Linked DNA regions of Homo sapiens: region 2 is linked to region 1. The links are chromatin loops, found by intact Hi-C in ENCODE. Cell type or tissue: heart left ventricle. All regions are shown on one strand. Links, peaks and the distances in the headings refer to the core of each region. The heading gives the core; the rest is flanking DNA. Region 1 overlaps PUM3 (pumilio RNA binding family member 3). Region 2 has its middle 240 kb from the start of SMARCA2.

Evidence for each region. A loop is a pair of places that touch in the nucleus more often than their neighbours do. Peaks named below come from ENCODE experiments on the same cell type or tissue, not always from the same donor. Only the 100,000 strongest peaks of a DNase experiment are listed, where the experiment ranks them.
Region 2: a loop joins it to region 1, with 2.6 times the contacts of the local background. A loop is called at or near these places in 20 of 110 quality-filtered maps.

Annotation. Positions count from the first base shown.
Region 1 is chr9:2,831,976-2,842,056 of GRCh38, reverse strand. PUM3 (pumilio RNA binding family member 3) reads left to right here. Exons shown (of 18, transcript NM_014878.5): 2 at 3,540-3,631; 3 at 4,656-4,877; 4 at 7,891-8,026; 5 at 8,625-8,700. The coding sequence starts at 3,550. Among named protein-coding and RNA genes, the nearest start is that of PUM3, 7.1 kb to the left of the region's middle. In heart left ventricle, for the core only: a CTCF peak has its summit at 4,005; no DNase peak of the experiment used is centred there; H3K4me3 peaks cover 1,363 bases; H3K27ac peaks cover 661 bases.
Region 2 is chr9:2,249,737-2,259,817 of GRCh38, reverse strand. No RefSeq gene overlaps it. Among named protein-coding and RNA genes, the nearest start is that of SMARCA2, 240 kb to the right of the region's middle. In heart left ventricle, for the core only: no CTCF peak of the experiment used is centred there; no DNase peak of the experiment used is centred there.

The DNA.
Region 1 (10,081 bases), core at 692-8,691:
AAAAGACAAAACAGGAGTGAAAACCTAATCATTGGCAGTCAGGAAAGAGGGAAGGAGTTGAATACAAAGGAGCTGTACCAGGGGACTTTTTAGAGTGACAGGACTTTTCTGTAAGATACTGTGGTAGTGGATGCATGAGTCTTAGCCATTTGTTGAAGCCCGTGGAATTATACACCAGAAAGAGTAAACTTGACTATATGCACATTTAATAAATCTGCCAGCATTTCTGGGGATGGAATGCAGGCTGTGACAAATCAGTTAAACTATATTATAAACATGTAACTTCACTAAAGAGGGTGAGGGGCCGAAGGGCTGATCTAAGAACCTTTTTTTTTTTTTTTTGGCCTGCAGCAGTAATTGCTGCAGGCAGAATACACTGACTTGAATGCTAAAGTTAGCAAGTAAAACTTAAGAGGAGGTAGGATGTCCATATATTCTCCAAACATCTTGTCTGAAATGTTTATTAATTGCTATGGTAGTTTAACATTTGAAATAGAGTCTCACTCTGTTGCCCAGGCTGGAGTGTAGTGGCACAATCTCAGCTCGCTGCAGCCTCTGCCTCCTGGGTTCAGGTGATTTTCCTGCCTCAGCCCCCTGAGTAGCTGGGATTACATGTTTGCAACACCACCATGCCCAGCTAAATTTTGTATTTTTAGTAGAGATGGGGTTTGGTCTTGAACTCCTGACCTCAGGTAATCCACCTGCCTCAGCCTCCCAAAGTGCTGGGATTACAGGTGTGAGCCACCATGCAAGCCTCTAAGTAACTTTGGAAAAGTATTTTGAATGGATACAAAAAAGAATTGTACGTCAACACTGTACTGTCATTGTAAATTTATTTCTCACGGGGTACAGGTTAGCAATTCTGAAACTATGCATGTATAGTAGGGTGGAATATGTGTATAAATAAATTGTAGATGGTGGGAAGCAGGTTGCTCACTGTCAGAGAAGGAAGTTACAAATGAGCAAGAGGAGATGCCTGGAGGAAAATATGTGGTGCTTGATTAGATTTGGAAACATCAGTATGAGCTTCAAGTTATTGTAATAGATATAAAAATAAATATAGGTATGTGCATATGCATAAGTTAATATACATATATGTGTTTCCTGAATCTGTCTGCCGAAAGGACATAGAAACAGGGACACCTCAGTGACAACAAGTGCGCCTAGCACTCAGATCTTGGTTTTTAAATACCATTCTCAATGAAAGGAACCAGGATTCCTTGGAGAAGTGGCTGATTTCAGGGCTAGGTTAAGGAAAATACAGAAGGAACCTGGAGCCAGTGCCAGGAAATAAGGATGTGCTTTAAAAGCAAAACAAAACAGTTGGGCCGCGTCAAAAGGACACAGAAGCAACCTGAGAAACTTCCCCCTGGCTGGAGCTAGCATTATTTGAGCAACAAAATAACAGTGGTATTGGATTATAACCAAGGAATGAAATAAATATCTGAGACTATATGATACAAGTAAATAGATGGAAAAGATGGGACAAGTCTTCCCTACAGAAAAGTTGAGAATAACAAAGGCAAAAGTAATAAGAGAAATAGAAGATCACCATTTAAATGCAGTAATTGCTGCAGGCGATATCCACCGACAAATGCTAAAGTTAGCAGGTAAAACTTAGGAGGACATAGGATGTCTACATATTCTCCAAACATCTTGTCTAAAATGTTTATTAATTGCTGTGGTAGTTTAACGTATGCCTGGATTCTTTAGTACCCCTCCTTCTGGGAAGTGGAGCTTAATTTTCCTCTGACTTTGGGCTGGACTTGGTGGTTTGGATCTAATAAAGATGGAAAGGTTAAAGTGGCAACTTCACAGTGGAGAAACCTGGAAAACACTACTTTGACCAAGTGAACACGGTTAACATAAACAGTAATAAGTCATGTTAATGTCATGTACCTCTTGATAGAGTACTACCAGAAGAAAGCTTGACCTCTGGTAGTCTTCCAAAAAATGTGTAGCCTTAGCCTAATCATGAGAAAACATCAGGCAAACCCCAAATGAGGAATATTCTACAAAATACAAAGGAGACTTGATGGCCAGATTCAGTGTATCCTGGTACAGAAAGAGGATATTAGTGGAAAAACTGGTAAACTCCAACTCAACTCTGTAGCTTAGTTAACTGTATGTTAACATTAGGGGAAGCTGGGGAAAGGGTATATGTGAACTGTGTATCTTTTCAACTCTTTTGTAAAGCTAAAATTATTTCAATATAAAAATTAGAACAAACATACAGAGAAAACATGTAAATGAATGGATTCTTAGAAAACTACAGGTGTAGAAGAGCTGAGAGATGCAGGTATGGTTATGATGGCCATAGCCAAGTAATAATGTGACCCTTCAGTTCTAAATGCCCTGAGGAAGCTGAGTAATTCAGGGACTGTCCATTTTTCAAAATCATTAGAAAAGTCTAGATTAGAACAGCACTTTCCAGAGTACTCCTTGGAAGTCTGCTGTTCCCTTATGATGTTCCAGGAAAAAGTGGTTCAACTGGAGTTGGAAAATCCTGCATCCTTTAGCCTTTGCTTGAGAATTGATTGTATATATTAGCAAATTAAAGAATCTGAAAAGCCTTTTCTTACGGGCTGATTCTTGTCATTTAACTTACTGTTTCCCAAATATATTTTATCCCAGAACCCTTCTTTTCTCTTATGGTAATATCCTGAGAAATTAGTTCTTGAATGGGCAATTCTAATCTAGAAATATCTGGTGTTGTCTAGGGATCCCTAACATCTGTTGTTTACAGCCAGCTTTCAAATGAGTTGATCGTCCAACTTTGGAAAGTGGAGAAATGAGCCAAATGGCTTTTTCTCTTGATCTGTTCTGCTGCTTTCAGGGACCTTGGGTAGGTGAGGGGTTATAACTTGTTTATCCTGTGCACCATGGTGTCTCAGTAGCCTATAAAGCGCCTATTAGACAGATTCCTTTCAATGAAATATTAACTATTTCAACATCTTATTTTGGAGTTCACTGCCAATTGCTTGGCTGCGTCTAAAACAATCACAGATTAAACACTGGATGCTAATCTTTGTTTTAGCTGTGTTGGATTGCATAGGAATCTTTCAGATAATCCTTTATTTTCTTATATTAAATGCATGTAGTGGTACATGCAGCCTATTGTTTGTTCCTGGCTTTTTAGGCTCCAAGAAATCAAGCGATAATTTTGTCAGTTATTCATCCCCTAGTCTTCCCAGGTTACAAAATGCAAACTCTGATGCTTATTATACTTAGTGTCAATAGTGGTCTATTTTTAGCCAGTACTATTGTGGAAGTGAAGTGATGCCTCCAGAGATATCAAACACTGGCCAGGGTGTGTGTTGTTCTTAGTTTTTTTATTGATACCTTGTTCATTTTCAGTTTTAAAATTTGAGTCAGTGATTGCAAAATTGCTGGATTTAAGTACTTGTCCATTCTATATCTGGCTGATTTGTATTGTATTTGTAGACTGAAGGACTAAATGTGGCAATGACTATGAAACAGCTCTTATTTGATGAAGAGAACTGCAGTGATTGTTTTTGGTTTTGGTTTTGGTTTTCCAGAGTTGCTACGATGGAAGTTAAAGGGAAAAAGCAATTCACAGGAAAGAGTACAAAGACAGCACAAGAAAAAAACAGATTTCATAAAAATAGTGGTAAGATATGCTTCCCATGTGGGTGTTTGGCTGTTATAATTGGGGGATGGGAGGGCATGTAGTAAATTTCAATCTGTATTCATTGGCTAGGATTAGGATTAAAATAGTAGGAAGAAGTATGTGTTATTGTGTATGAGTTAACATGTTGCTCATGACATTTAGACACTTAAGAAATTGCAAGAATGATTGAGGAATGCCTTATTCATGAAAGACTCCTTATCTCAGTTGTTGCTGCTGTTGCCTCATTTTATTCACACTAGTTCACCATACATTTTATTTTAACATTTGATAAATTAGGACTGTTTAATACATACTGCTCATAAGCCAAATACGTTTAGGTTCAGAATTTATAATGGTGATGTCTTTATTATTCCATCAGGTGTCAGTATTGTAAAACAGAAAAGTCAAGGGACTATACAAATGATTAATGTTTCCTTAATGTTAGCCATTACTGTTTGCATCTCATTTGTTAGGTACTAATTTGTAAGCCTTCTTGATCAAAAGTTTTTGATAAATAATTTTAATATAGGCTTTAAAATTTTCTTAAAACTAGAAAATTTTAAAATTAACATTTTAGATGTCCTTATGATATACTTTCCAAATTTCAAGAATGTTCAAGAAGTCATTTCTTAAGACTTCTTTTGTTATTGAACTCTTGAAAATTCTGTGTAGACCATCATTAAAGCAGAATACAAAGGTATATAAATAATAGCTCTGCTATATGCTTAAAACTAGAGAAACATACCAAACTGACACCAGTGTTTATCTTTAGTGGTAGAATCATGGGTAGCTTTTATTTTACATTTCTCTACTCTCTAGGTGGTTTTATAATCAAGGAAAGAATTTTTTATTTTTGTTTTGATTGTTTAAATCCAGTTCTACTCAAAAGGCTATATGTTGCATATTTGAGAGTAAGACATGGTATTGGGATTAAAAAGTATAATTTTCTGTAATGGATATAATCCAATAGATAAAAGAGATTTGGGCCCAGAATCATTGAACTTATAATTATTATTGTCACTAGATTCTGGTTCTTCAAAGACATTTCCAACAAGGAAAGTTGCTAAAGAAGGTGGACCTAAAGTCACATCTAGGAACTTTGAGAAAAGTATCACAAAACTTGGGAAAAAGGGTGTAAAGCAGTTCAAGAATAAGCAGCAAGGGGACAAATCACCAAAGAACAAATTCCAGCCGGCAAATAAATTCAACAAGAAGAGAAAATTCCAGCCAGATGGTAGAAGCGATGGTAAGTACTGGTTCGTTCATGCCTGAACTAGTGCCTGAACGATTGTGCACAGGGACTCTGGAGGTGCGTTAGAAACCTCACATTCTTATTCCTTGGCAGGTAACATTTTGGGACAGGTAGGTGGCTTAAATAAACAACAAAGCATCTTTCATGCTCACAATTTTCCTCTGGTGCTTAGAGTTTCTTATTTCTTAGCCCTTTTCTGAATTACCTTAGCCATGGAGTTAAGTTAAATTATAATGGCTTTATACAGTGGAACCTCAATAAAACATTTCTTTTTATAAGCTAAAATTTATTCGTTCATCGAACGAGTATTTGAGTTTTCTATGCATTGTACCAGGAGATAGGGCAAAACACACACACACACACGCACACACACAAAAATAATCAGTAAGGATACAGGCCCCAACTAATCATAGAATCTGGCTTTAAAGAATCAGTCTGTCCCCAGCTAAGTGTCAGCCTTGGTTAAGGATGCTTTGGTGAGCAAGAAACATAGAGACCCTGCCTTCACAGAGCTTAGGCCAGTCTAATACAATAAATCCCTCTGATGGCGCAGATCCATAGTAGTTCCAGAGAAGGTGTTGTGCACACATGACAGATTTGATTTTAATTGATTCAGGACAAGTTGCTCACTGATTGGAAGTATTGGCAGGTCTCGTGCTTGTCTGTTGAAACAAACTGCCCATCTCTGTCAACGATGTTCAGTGGGTCATTTCTAACCCAGAACTTTGCTCTCTATTTTATAACATTCCGCTGTCGTGCTTTGTCCTGCACTGATCTCAAACAAGCAGTTTCCAGGTTATGTGGATTGTCATATCATTACTTTCTTTGCAACATCCTGAGAATTTTTCTGGTGCCTTTTATTCTCTTTTTCTCCAGCACAGCGTGTCTTAACACTGCTCCTTTGTTGCCAGCTGAGACCACTGGGGATGGTTTTCTCAGTGCCATCCCCTAGTCCTGGTGCTTGCTTTTTACCCTGCCTAAGGGCTGCTTACCAGAGGGACAGCAGCCTTAAGACAAGGAGGTAGGGAGAGAGGAAGGAGGGGAAATGCCATCGTTTCCCATTAGGGCTCCAGGATCTTTTCATGCTCCAGTCTTGATCTTCTCTTTTCATTTTTTCTTTCTCCCTCATCTTCCTCCTCCCCAATTGCCAGAAGTTTCTCTTCCAGCTCTCTTTTCTACTTTCTCTTTCCTAACCTCTCTACTAGATCCCAAATCTTTCTTTCTCTACTGGAGTTTTTGATGCCTGCATTTTAAACACATATACATTAATTTCTCACATTGATATGAGGAAAGTTATGATTTCTTTTGCTATGGGAGATATGTTCCTGATATCTCAAAATGGGACTCTGGATTTCATTTTCTCATATTTTTGTATCAGTAACTAGACTGATAAAATAACATGAGAGATTGGTTACTAGACAACCCCCACACTGATAAATGTACTGCAGCCTAGCATGACATATGTCAAGGGTACCCAAATATTTATGGAATTAAATTAGCCCTGGATCAGTTCCTATCCTCTATTGTATAGTAGAGGATACCATATTAATATAATGGTAAATATGCCCTCTGTTGCCTATAATCTTTTGTATTACCAGACAGGGAATGAATATATAAGTAAACAATAAAGGAATAATAAATACATTGTAGTATATTGGATAGCCATTAAAAATTATGTTCTTGAGGAATGTTAATTTCATGAGCAAACATAATCTAATCATATTGAGTGAAGGCAGATTCTGAATTTTTTTCTTTTTTGAGGGTCTCACTTTGTTGCCCAGACTGTGAAGTGCAATGGCGTGATGATGGCTCACTGCATCCTCAACCTCCTGGACTCAAGTGATCCTCCTGCCTCAGCCTCCCAAGTAGCTGGGACTGCAGGCATGTACCACCACACCCGGCTAATTTTTTAATTTAATTTTTTGTGGAGACGGGGTCTCACTATTTCGCCCAGGCTGATCTCAAACTCCTGGCCTCAAATGATTCTTCTTCTTCAGCCTTCCAAAGTGCTAGGATTATAGGCGTGAGCCACTGCAGCTGGCCACTTTTTGAGTTTTTAAAGATTAAAACATGTATGGAGAAGAAGCAAGGGGAAAATTATCAGTGGCTATAGCTAGGTTTTGGTTTTACAGGGTTTTTCTTTTCTTTTTTTTTTTTTTTGCATTTTTCCCAGTTTTTTATAGAGACAGGGAGATAGTTAGAAGTGACTAATTCCCCCAAAAGATTCTGTGCCAGATACTCATGTAAATAATACCCATTTTAGTAAGTTGTTCTTTGTTTGGCATCATTAGTTCAATTGGTAAGTTACTTGGATTTTGAAGACAAAAAAGTGGTGATAGATATTCGACTTTTATAGTATCACTCTGTTTGTGGCGAACTTGGAAATTTTGGTTGTTCATTGTCATGACTAAGACAGCAGAGGGTTGTTTCTAGGTTTGAGTCCTAATTCTACCATTGCAGGTTGTGTGGCCTCAGATAGAGAGCTCAACTGCTTTGTTCTTTTTCCCCACCATGGAAGAGAGGGTAATATTAATACCTACCTCTTCGAGTTGTTGTAAGAAATAAGTGACTTAATATACAACAGCACTCAGAACAGTGAATTTTCGAAGTTGTTTTTCTTGTTTTCATTTGGACTAATTTTTGTTTTCATTGGAAGTTAATTATACCTAAAGTCCAATGATCTTAATCTTAAAAAGTAGAATTTTATTTCACAATTGAAAAAGATATTTAAAATATTCTAGTTACTTTTGTAATTCTTTTAGTGTCCTTTTCTCTTAATAGGTATCCTGTTAGAAGAATTAATGAAGATTTAAATTTAACCAAATGTAAAATGTACAAACTGCTCAGAAAGCAAAGTGAAGTATATATGGGGGATGGTATGTTCCCCTTTTTAGCTTCCAGAATGAGCATTGATCCTGATTAGTGATTGCCCTTTTTACCTAATTTGTATTGGTGTATGACACTTAGAATGTTAAATGTAATTGAAAATAATTTCTATAATAACTAGAATCAGCAGCCAAGAAGCCCAAATGGGATGACTTCAAAAAGAAGAAGAAAGAACTGAAGCAAAGCAGACAACTCAGTGATAAAACCAACTATGACATTGTTGTTCGGGCAAAGCAGATGTGGGAGATTTTAAGAAGGTAATTCTACCTAAAGATGCCTTTGTTAGTCCCTTTGCAACAGTGGAGAAGTCAGTGTACCTTGTAAATAGTGAGATGTCCTAAAATAAATGACATAGCACTTGGGTTATTGAGGGGGTCCTCATGACACCCCATTAGAGACATCAGTACTTGGAAGTCTGCCCGTCACAGAAGTGTGTAGAATCATTATGATGGCATCGGATATGCTTATGAAAATGTATGAGGTTGAAATAAATTTGACATTCTTCCTGAGAGATTTCTGAGAAAATGAAGGACAATTTCTTATCAGCTAGATTTTGAGATACTTCAGTATTTGTTATCTTAGATTTGTTTTATTATTTTTTTTACTTCTGAAGTTCTGGCTGTTAAGATTTGGATTGATACCTAAAATTATACCTTTTGAGATGAGTTTCTGCCTTTGAGAAAATTACTTTTGTCTGGCTGCTCTGGAATAGTAATTTTAATGGCAGAGGTTTGCTGCCTTAGAAAAGAAAATCATGCTGAACTTGGAGAACATATACTGGTACAGTTTTTAATTTTGTGTGTTTAAAATAACTTCTTTATTTCAACTGTGTTTCCTTCCTCTCCTCATTTGTAGAAAAGACTGTGACAAAGAAAAAAGAGTAAAGTTAATGAGTGATTTGCAGAAGTTGATTCAAGGGAAAATTAAAACTGTAAGTAGCATATACTCATTGTTGCAATTTTTAACAGTTGAAGTTGCCTCACTCTCAGGAGTAGCTGACCATTCATGACAGATGATCTTATCATTGTTTCCGGTGTATTTGGCCAAAAGTTTTAAATATCTTCCATAACACTGAACTACATAAAAATTTAAAAGTGAGGGACCTTACTGCTAGGGAGTTTTGAAAAGATTATCAGTCTTTTCAGTCATTTTTTAATAATTCTTAAAATAAGCCAGTGTTTCCTTAAAGTTATCTTGAGAAGTTTATTAGTTCAGTAGTATTTTATAAATGTGTTGTTCTAAACTCCATATAATTTAGTATGTTCTCAATTGCCAACTTCTTTATATTTGTGATGTGAACATATTACTTCATTCTTTTCCTCCATGCTTTTGTAAACATCATGCGAAGATCTTTAACTAAAATATAATCATTTCAGAATTCTAAAGTAGTTTTCATTGTTGCTGCTTAATCCTGTTTTGTAATAAATTTCCTGTGACTCTTGTGTATTTGGATTAATACATAATGGCTTGGAAGACAACAGATTCTCATAGTTTTACGGCACCTGGAGGGGCAGCCTTTGTCAAGTCAGATGCATAGGTCTAACCAGATGCTATATTACAGTTTGAAGGAAAGTAGCAAGTCATCAGCTGCCGCTTTCTTATAAATTCAGCAGGATCTTTTTACGATAGGACTGCCCCCTCAGCTCCGACAATTTATAAATATTTCACTCAGGATTCTTTCTCAACTACCCTGAGGTCACAGCTGTATGACCATGGTGTTAGAAGTGAGTTTGGTATTCAAATCCTGGCTGGGCTGCTTAAAATATGTGTGCCTTTAAACAATAACAATAACTTCTTTATTGATTATTTACTATAGGCTAGGAATTGTGTTAACCAGCACATGCATTGTGTCGTTTACTGTATGTCATCATCCGTGTTGTATATTTGATGTATCTGGGACTCAGGGAAGTAAGATTCTTCCTCGGGGTAATAGAGATAGCGAGTTCCTTCTCATAACCTTACTTCCCTCATCTGTAAAGTGGGAATAGTAACAGCTCATTCTTATTGTTGCTTTGAGTTATAAATAAGAACACTATGTTTAAGGCATTTATGTTGATTATATAATAGGTGCTCAATATATGCACAAAAACAGCCTTATTTTTTTAAGAGATACTTAAGAGATGTCTTACAAATCTTGAAATTTATGACTTTGATGGAAGTATACACTCACCTGATTTGTTGGAATTCAGAAACTTTAGAGTGAGCAACAAATAAGCACTTTTGAAGTAGACTGGTACTGTGGCGTAGTGAAAATAATTTTGCATGATGGATGATTCGTGGAGGGCGCTCTAGAAAATTGGTCAGTGGGTCCT
Region 2 (10,081 bases), core at 1,213-9,212, 580 kb after region 1:
ATGTTTTACAAAGATAATTCCAATAGTGGGATAAAGAATGACTTACAGGTAGGGGGAGATTGGAGGTAGGGAGAATAGTTTTAGGAGGTTATTGTATGAGGTCCCTAACACATTGTGGCATGGGAGAGGAGACTCCGGAAAGGTAAAATTGGTGGCACTTGGGTACCGATGATATATTGAGGCAGGAATTACATTCCAAAGAGAAGAGGATCTTGCCTTTACAGGCCTGGCACCCAGTTGTAATAGTTTAATTTCTAGCATATGTTATAATAACTCCTAAATCTCAATGGCTTAACACAAGAAAGGCTTATTTTGGGTTCACATTAAGTCCCATGTGATTCAAGCAGAGCAGCCTTAATCCATCTACTGATCCTTCATTTCCAATGCCTGGTCTCTATGATTTCCTACAGGAAGGGAAGACAGAGATGGAGGAAAGACACCAGCTCTTAACATTTGACCCAGAAATTGCACATCTCACTTCTGCCTACAGCTCACTGGCTTAAACTAGTCCTGTGGTGCAACTAAACTACAAATAAAACTGGGAAATGTAGGGGCACTCTTAGAACATTTGGTAAGCACTAAGCAGCTTCCGTGTATACATGAGATCACATTAGTTGCCAATTTTTAGTAGCTCTGAGCCTAGACCTGTTTAATGGCAGCACCTCAGTCTTGCTGCACAGCCCGCACATTGGCCGTTATCTCCATGAATCCTCTGCGAGTAATGTGCCCATGTTCTTCTCTCCTGGGCTCATGAGGTGCCTTGTAGCTGCCTGTGTGCCTGGTGTTAATGAAGGCTGTCTTCTGTGACAGGATGTCTATACGGTCAGGGTGCCAAACAGGCAGAATCCTGGGAAGAGTGGGCAAAACATCCCTTTCCTCAGCTCTGCATTATACTTGACTTCAGGCATGGATGTGCCAGTGCTGTGCCTAGAGCCTCCTAGTGTCTTTCTAAGTCTTCTCAATTCCTTACTCTGTCCCACAGAAGTGAAGACAAGTGTGGGCAGGCTCAGAAAGGCCTGTCCCATGTCATCTTCTTTGTGGCCTTCATCCTATCTCTCTTTCTTCCCCAGGCACCTCTACCTCAAAATGTCTCCTTCCTCCTTATCCAAAGACCAGAAGTCTCCATGGCTAGGGAGTAGATACAAATAGTTATCGGGTGGGCGGTGGGGAGGAAGATACCTAGTTCTACTCGCCAGAAGAGACTGAGGCCTGCCAAGATAGCAGATATGGAAACGTAGGTATTCCACAGAAAAGGCCAACTGATTTCAATTGCTAAAAACTGCATGGTGAGCAAGATGATGCACAAGGCAAAGCAGCCCAAAATATGGCACTTGACATTTACTTTTTTCAGTGTGTGTTGTAGACACTGCAGTCTATAGAGCCAAGGTTTTATTGTCTTTCTGCAGGTCACTCCTTGTTTTCTTCTATCATCTGATAGGCTTCTGTTGCTGTCCAAGTCATTACTCTAGTGTGAAGATAGCCTTAAAAGAATAACAAAAGTCATTAAACATATGTACCTAGTGCTTGGTTAAGAGAGGTAGAGAAGGACTGCAGAATAGCTACAGTTCCCTTTATTAAAATGGAAACTAGAGTCAAGGTGTTTGCTCCTCCAGGTCATCAGTGCAACCTATGGAAGAATCTGACTTATTGCTGCTATCCTCTTTTCTAAAGGAAAAATACAGAGTGTTATAATTATAAAAGGGTTTTAACTAAATTCACCTAGTCCAATCTGTCCCATTTTATAGATAGGGAAACTGAGACACAAATGGTTTAAAAAAATTCTCAAAATTACAAAACTGACAGACCAGGACAATAAAATATTTAATTCACAACCCCGTTTCCTTTTCCAGATCCTCTATACAAATCCTCTATCCCTCTCCCTCTCTTCCTATCCTCTCTTCTCTCTCATTAAAATCACCTTAAGCAAAGAGTATGAATAAAATGAATGATATATAGAGTACCTAGCCATGCTTCCTTGTAGCTAAAGTAAGATTAAAGCATTATCTGTGGATGTTAGCGTCCATCAGCAGACAGGTGCTCCTGGGGTTTGTCAGCAGGTGCAGGAAAGAGGAAGCTTGCTGATGATTGAACATTTTTTCCAGCCCAATGCACTCTCAGAGGAAAGAGCCAGGGCATCACATGTTTGTCATTGCTTACTATTGAACTCTCAAAGCATTAAAGCGACACAATGTGTGGGGGCTATGAGCCCCTTTATTAGTAGACATACTGAAGAAACAAGATGTAAGGGAGTCAAAAGGAAATTAACATGGTCAGGATGTTGCTTCGGTACCTCTTTCCATTGTATGTAAGCCCTTAAAATCTTTCCCCAGAGCAATGCATTATCCTTCTCGCTTAATGATGAAACATCGGATGCACACCATTATAGAGATGTGCTTTGACATTTTTTTTCTCCAAAAGTGATGGGCGTGTGATGATCCAAGGTTAAAAGCAGTCTGCAGACATAATTATGACAAGGAGCTAGTCACTTAACCCCTCTGACTTTCATTTTGTTTTTTTTTTTGTTATTTCCAATTTATAAAATGAAGGAATTGAATTAGATGACCTCTGTGACCCCTTCTAGCTCAGACATTTCAAATCTATAAACACAAAACCATCTGCCTCACGTTGGGACTAAGCTCATAATTTTGTTTCGTTAGTGGTCTGTCTTAATCAGCACAGCAAAAAGGAGAGAATACAGTTTTTATTTGACTGGTGGACACTAGGAACGCCCAGGTTCTTAGTTGGAATCCTCTTCCTCGGAAAGATTTTGTTTGTAATGTGGCCACAAATCTTGCTCCTAACTTGCTGGTTTACTGATATGTAATGTTAAATCAAACGAAAAGTAGCTTTGAACAGATACCTATGCTAGAGCTGAATCCACAGCTTTGTTGAAAAAATTCTTTTTTTTTTTTTTTTTTTGAAACAGAGTCTTGACCTCCGCCTCCTGGGTTCAAGCGATTCTCCTGCCTCACCCTCCCAACTAGCTGGAATTACAGGCTCCCGCCACCACACCCAGCTAATTTTTGTATTTTTAATAGAGTTGGGGTTTTGCCATGTTGACCAGGCTGGTCTCGAACTCCTATCCTTAGGTGATCCACCCGCCTCGTCTTCCCAAAGTGCTGCGATTACAGATGTGAGCCACTATACCCGGCCTGAAAAAACATTATTAATTGCACATGAGAATCATATTAAACTCTACATATCCCAGTTATCTAAGGCTTCTAGAAGAGAAGTGACATGAAATCTCATCTTGAAACACTGACATCTCCTTAGGAGGATGAGGAGTAAGAATGGGAGTTGTTATTGGAGCCTTTCTTCTGTAAATATAATGGCCAGTTAAGGTGGATGATGTTCATGGTTAATCAAGTCTGGATGAGTTTACATAGAAAAAAATTTAGTTGTCTGGTTCTTGAAATTTTTTTTAATTGAGTGCATAAAAAACTGTATAAAGATGTGACACCCCTGTGTGAAAGAAGATGCCCTGTTCTCAGAGCTAATGGAAAGTGTCATCTATGTGGAACCAATTATTGTAGATGGCTCATTCATTCACTTATTTCTTCAACCACAATGTTTTTCAGTGCAAAAAATGCCCTAGCATTAGGTGCAGATATTGTGAATATGAATAGAGATGGTGTATGTGCTCAAGGGACTAATTGTCTAATAAATAGGGAGACGAACATACCCTGAGTGTACACCATCTATAATGCAGACACAAGGGGTGAGAAAGACTATGGGAGATACGAGTAACTGTCTTAGCTAGGGAGACCTGGAGGTAGCACTAAGAGGTAACATGTGGGCTTTGTCTTCCAGAATGGATGGCAGAAATGTGCAGTGGAAATGTCAGGAAAAGGCATGTGTGCTAGACATCCTGTTTGCCCCTCCAAATCCCACACTTCTGACCTGGATGAATCATATCAACAGGTTCTTGAACCCTTTGGCTTTAAGTTATGGTGGTCAATGGGTAGCCCAAACAGGCAATTGGTGGAAGAGGAGAGTGAGGTCAGGATATTTTATTCCTCTGGTTTCATTCCTTGAGAAGTTGCTTCAGGCTGGCCGTTTCTAAATCAAAGGACATGGCTCCTCTCAAAGTGACCCTACGGGAACCTCTCTTTTTGAGTCCCAGTAAATACTCTCCCCTCTTGCCTTCCAGCACGCGAGTAGTAATGTCTCCACTGTGGCTGACCCTATGTTACTGCATCAGCCCTTGAGGTTCTCCTGCCTGCATTCCCCCTCCTGTGAAAGTTTCCCTTTATACGTATATCCCTTTGGACAACATTTTGGGTGTGCTACAATTTCCCAGTTGGTACTCTGGCTGATACAGCATTTGAGAATGCGTGGACAGACAGATCAGAGACAAAGAGTGGAAAAACGTACAGTGTGTTTGGGAGCCATTGTAGAGTTCAGAGATGCTGCGGTATAAGGCGCTCTCTGGTGGGGCAGAAGTGTCAGATGTTTGTACACTATGGCGTCAGGACACGACAGGATTAGATCTGAGATTAGAAGGGCCAACCTGGCAGCAATGTGGAGAACGAACTGGAAAGAAGGAGTTGAGAGACTCCCCTGTGGCTCCGTCTGCCTCCAGAAGATATTGCTGTGGTTCCAGGTTTAGCTAGGTGACATCAGCGGCTGGGCTTCTGAAACACAACCCCTTTCCTCTGGCTCTGCCGCCTGCTGTCACTAGTTTTAGGTGATTTTGCCATCCCATATTTGGCTCTCAACTCCTCCATCACCTGGGTAACCAATGGCTTTGTAGTAAATTTCTTCTTTTATAAATACTTGAAGTGTTTTTTGCTTTTCTATTTAGACCCAGATGAGTACAAGGGCCTTAACAGCCAGGATGATGAGGTGGCAAGGAGTGATATATTCCAAAGGGGAAAACTCACCGGCAAAGGGTTGCTATCTCCTCTCAACCCAGAAAGAGTTTACTCTCTTTAATGATAGGCAAAACAGTGGTTTTTACATGGATTCCAGAGCAGGCTGCCTGGATTAGATAGCCTGCCTCATTGATCCCATGTCAGTGTTCTAATCTGTGTGCCTTGTTTCCTCACATGCAAAATGAAGATAATTGCACCTCTTTTAGGAGGTTGTAAGCATTAAATGAGCTAATACAGCATGTATAAAATTCTTTAAAAAGTTATTGCTGGATATTCAGTCCCATATAAATACTAGCTACTATTATTTGCCTAAGGCCTCTGAATTGGAGCACGAAGGACTTGGGCCTCCCTGGGTCTCAAACACCAAGGGTCATCCACATTTTTGAATCATAGGTTTTAGCTGCGATATCCTTTTTAAGGATCACAGCTTTGAAGGTTGGAGGAAGCATATACTGATTGACAGGGATGCTGTGAGGAGAAATAATTTTCCAGGGGCAAGCAGTGGTTACCATGGTTTCCAACTGGCAGAAACTCCAAGGTCAATTCCTTGAAAATATTTCACTGCTGATATGAGCAGGGTGGTTCCTCTACATTCCCAATCACTTCCTCTGCACCAGGGCAGATTGCGCCAATGTTGAGCCTTGCTTTCAGGCAGCAGGAAAGAAAAATCTGAATAAGTAGACATCCGAAAACATAGCCATCCAGCTGACCACTGACCATGAAGTCAAATACAGTTGATTCCCCAGGGGAGCCAGAAAAGGGAACTGTCATTTGGAGCAATGAAATTTTAATAACCACAGAGGGAATAAAGTATTTTGTTATAAGACTCAGGTCTGCATTGATAAAGATCACTGGTGACAACTTACACTATTTGAAATTTTAGTTCTGTTCTCTGAGTGACTAATTTTTACTTCTCCAGAAATGCAAGTCTCAAGGTACTGGGGGAACTCGCAGTGCACAAAGCCTTGGTAAAAGCCACAGCACAACCCAGCACCTCACTTATCTCTGTGCATCTATTTCATCCTCAAGTCAGTTCTCCTTCCTTTGGAATTAAACTCCTCTGACAGCCCAGCTGCAACATCTATTAAATATTTTTTCTCTATAGAGTGGCTCCAGTTGTTTCCAGGAAGCCTTTCTCACAGGGAAGGGGATTACTTTCAGAAGCCTGTTCTCCAGGGAAGTGGCCTCCCCACAGGTGTTCAGCATTTAAGGGCAGCCGCATTAGCCAGGCTCTGAAGGTGGGTGTGTTCATTGAGGACAGGCCGCGGAGTCGTTTTATAGAAGATCTAAAGGATGCAAGTTTCTCTACCATGGAAAAGTCTGCCTGAGTAAAATACCAAATTAAAAAAAAAGAAGAAGAAAAGAAAAACAACCTTTTACCAATTAGTAACAACTCAGAAAATACCACTACAAATTAAACAGTCATTCAAATGCTTTTGAAAACGTTTTTAAATGGCAACTTAGAGAAGTCAAACCAATGTCGTCTTCTACTTATGCAGGAGTAACACTCAACTTTTTATAGGAAAGCGAGGGCCTAGCCATCTACTTACAAAGCTGTATTAAAGAATGAAGAAAAAGAAGTTGTGTTTAGGACTTGTGACATTTTTTAATGGCTATATATTCTTTGTAGCTACTCCTATCAAGAGGTGAAGTTTATTTCCCCTGCTCTTAAATCTAGGCTGGTCTTGAAGATTCCTTTGGCTAACAGAATGCATTGGAAGTAAAGTTGTGAGACTTCTTTGTCTTGGCTTCCAGAGGCCTGTAGCTTCTTCTCTCACCCTCTTGGATATTGCCCTATATGAACAAGTCTGAGCTGGTCTGCTGGGGAGGCCAGATGGAGGAGAACTGAGGCACCCCGATTAATGTCACCAACCACCAGTAATGTGAGTGAGGCCTTCTTAGACCACCCAGCCCCTGTCAAGTCACAGATGGCTGCAGCTGCATAAGTGACCCCAGGCTAAAGCAGCAGAACCATGTATTAGTCTGTTTTCATGCTGCTGATAAAGACATACCTAAGACTGGGCAATTTACAAAAGAAAGAGGTTTAATGGACTTACAGTTCCACATGGCTGGGGAAGCCTCACAATCATGGCAGAAGGCAAGGAGGAGCAAGTCATGTCTTACATGGATGGTAGCAGGCAAAGAGAGAGCTTGTGCAGGGGAACTCCTCTTTATAGAACCACTGAATCTCGTGAGACTCACTATCATGAGAAAAGCATGGGAAAGACTTGCCCCCATGATTCAATTACCTCCCACCGGGTCCCTCACACAACACATGGGAATTCAAGATGAGATTTGGGTGGAGACACAGCCAAACCATATCAAACCATCTACCTGAGCCTAGCCCAAAGCACTGACCCAGAGAATCATAAGCAAATAAGATACTTGGTTGTTTTAACCCATTAAATTTTGGAGTGGTTTGTTACATAGCAATAGATAACTGCCATAGGATTCATTTCTAGCTTAGTGCTTGATTCATCTGAGAAATCAAGAAAATCATATTCAATTACAAAAAATATTCAATCAATGAAGTATTCCCATTTACTAAATCTTTGAGACAACATTAGAGGATTGGAGACACTTAGAAAATGTGAACAGTCTGTCAAACAATTTGAATCCCTCATAAATGCTCACTCTGAATACCCACCTTCATTTCTCAAAAGCAGTTATTTTTATAAAAATTATGTGTAAAACTGACAAATTCTGACAGTCAGAATTATCCTGGAACAATATAGTCACAGGCTTACTGATCATTTATTATTGGGTGATCTACTATTCTGATCATAGGTTTATCTAAACTCTTTCCCTGTGTAGTAAAGAATTTAACCCAGCCCAAAGACAGACTGTGGGAGGTAATCTCCAAGTCCTTGAAGTATCATGCTGGATAGGTGTGTCTTTGTTTGTCTGGGTGTCTTGGGTCAGCCATGTAGTGACAATGTGTTTTAAGGTTGGAGCCCTGAGCCACAACAACACTGTGATTTAGGGTGGGAGTTTTGGGTCATGTAGTATCAGCTTGACTTCCTGCAGGGCTAAATGTTGAGAAAAACCATGTGGGCAGTTGACTGTGCCTACATGATGGAGCCCCAGTGAGAATTCTGGATATCAAGGCTTAGCAAGCTTCCCTTGTTGGCAATACTCCATGCACATTATCACACATCAGTGCTGCAAAACAGCACTTTCCTTACTCCATGGGGGAGAAGATAATTAGAAGTTCCACTTTCAGCTACCTTTCCTTGACTCTGCCCTATGAATTACTTCTTCCCTTGGCTGATTTTAATCTGCATCTTTTCCTTATAATAAGCCATAACCACAAGTATAAAATAGCTTTCAGTGACCTCTGAGAGTCTTTCTAATGAGTTATCAAAACCAAGGGTGGTTTTGGGAACACCTCGAACTCACAATTGGTTTCAGAAGAGTGTATTCCTATGAGAGCTGTTCCCCTAACTTTGCAGTTAGTTAACTTTTGCACCTCCATTCAAGATGAAAATACACCCTGCCTCCAGGAAACCTTTCCTGACCACCTCAATTAAAAAAAAAAAAAAATCTTCCTCTGAATTCTTAGATTGTGTAGGGCTCACCTGTAATTATCTTACAGTATTTGGGAAATGGCTTCTGGCTTTGTTATTGATCATATTGATAGGTAGATCTATCACATGTCATGTATTAGATTTTAGTGCCTGGAGGCCTCAGCCTGTTTCTTGCACCCTTTCTACTAGCCAGCACATTGTTTTCAATTAAACACTTTGGTGTTTAAAAACGAAATTGCTGCTTCTAGCGTCAACTAGGAATTTCTGAAATGTAGGTTAATTTTGTATTATTAATAAGACTGAAATAATCATTCATTCAACAAATGTTTATTGGCTGGGCATGGTGGCTCATGCCTGTAATCCTAACACTTTGGGAGGTTGAGGTGGGCAGATCATTTGAGGTCAGGAGTTCGAGACCAGCCTGGCCAACATGGTGAAACCCTGTTTCTACTAAAAAGACAAAAATCAGTCGGGCATGGTGGCGGATGCCTGTAATCCCAGCTATTCGGGAGGCTGAGGCAGGAGAATCACTTGAACCCGAGAGGCAGAGGTTGCATTGAGCCAAGGTTGTGCCACTGCACTCCAGCCTGGGTGACAGAGCAAGACTCTGTCTCAAAAAATAAAAAATAAAAAAAATTAATTGAGCATCTACTAAGCGCTAGGCTCCAGGGATTGGCAACGAGCAAAATAAATTTCTGTTTTCAGGAAGTTTCCATTCTGGGAGATAAAGATGACAAATAAATCAACACATATATACTTTTTTTTTTTTTTTTGAGGCAGGGTCTCACTCTGTTGTCCAGGCTGGAGTGCATGGTGTGATCATGATTCACTGCAGCCTTCACCTCCTGGACTCAAGCATCCTCCCACCTCAGCCTCCCAACTATCTGGGACTACAGGCATGCACCACCACACCTGGCTGGTTTTTTAATTTTTTTGTGGAGCTGGGGTCTTGGTTTGTTGCTCAGGCTGCGTATATGCTATTATATTAGATAGTGATAAGCACTAGAAAGAACAATCAAGCGGAATAAGATAATAAAGTGTGATGAGGATAATTAGTTTAGAGAGGATGATCAAGGGAGGTTTCTCAAAGCAGGTGACATCTCAACAGAGATCTGAATGCAGCAAGAGAATGAGCCATGCAGATAAGGTTTGCAAACCTGGTCTAAATGTTTCCATTGTCTAATGACTTCAATAGCCAAATGCATTTGAGAATGCGGCTGTCCAATTTATTGAATGGTGGATTACTTTTTTTAAAAAAGGTTTTTTAATGAGTAAGGAATTCAAATCCAGTCTTAACACAGATACATTCCCATAGTCCCTTTAAAAATAAAAATAGACAAATTGCTGACATGTAAACAGTTTGCATATGGAAGAGGAATAAAGAAAGTTTATAGCTGATTGAAGACAAAGTTCAACCTTGTTATAGTCTTTATGTTTCAAATTTCTTGAGGAGACATTCAGGGGGACAACTTCTGTCTAAATAATCATCCCGCTAGAGGAGGAACCCTTGAAACAAATCGTCCCTGATAATAGCCTTTGTTAGACTGAGGCACGTGCAGTTGAAGCTTGACAAGCTATCGCACAATTCTAAAGAGAAGTGAGTGATTCAAATAGAAGGATCTTTGCAAAGGTCAATGTGAAGAATAACTTTGTGAATATAAATCACAAAACCCAGAGGAA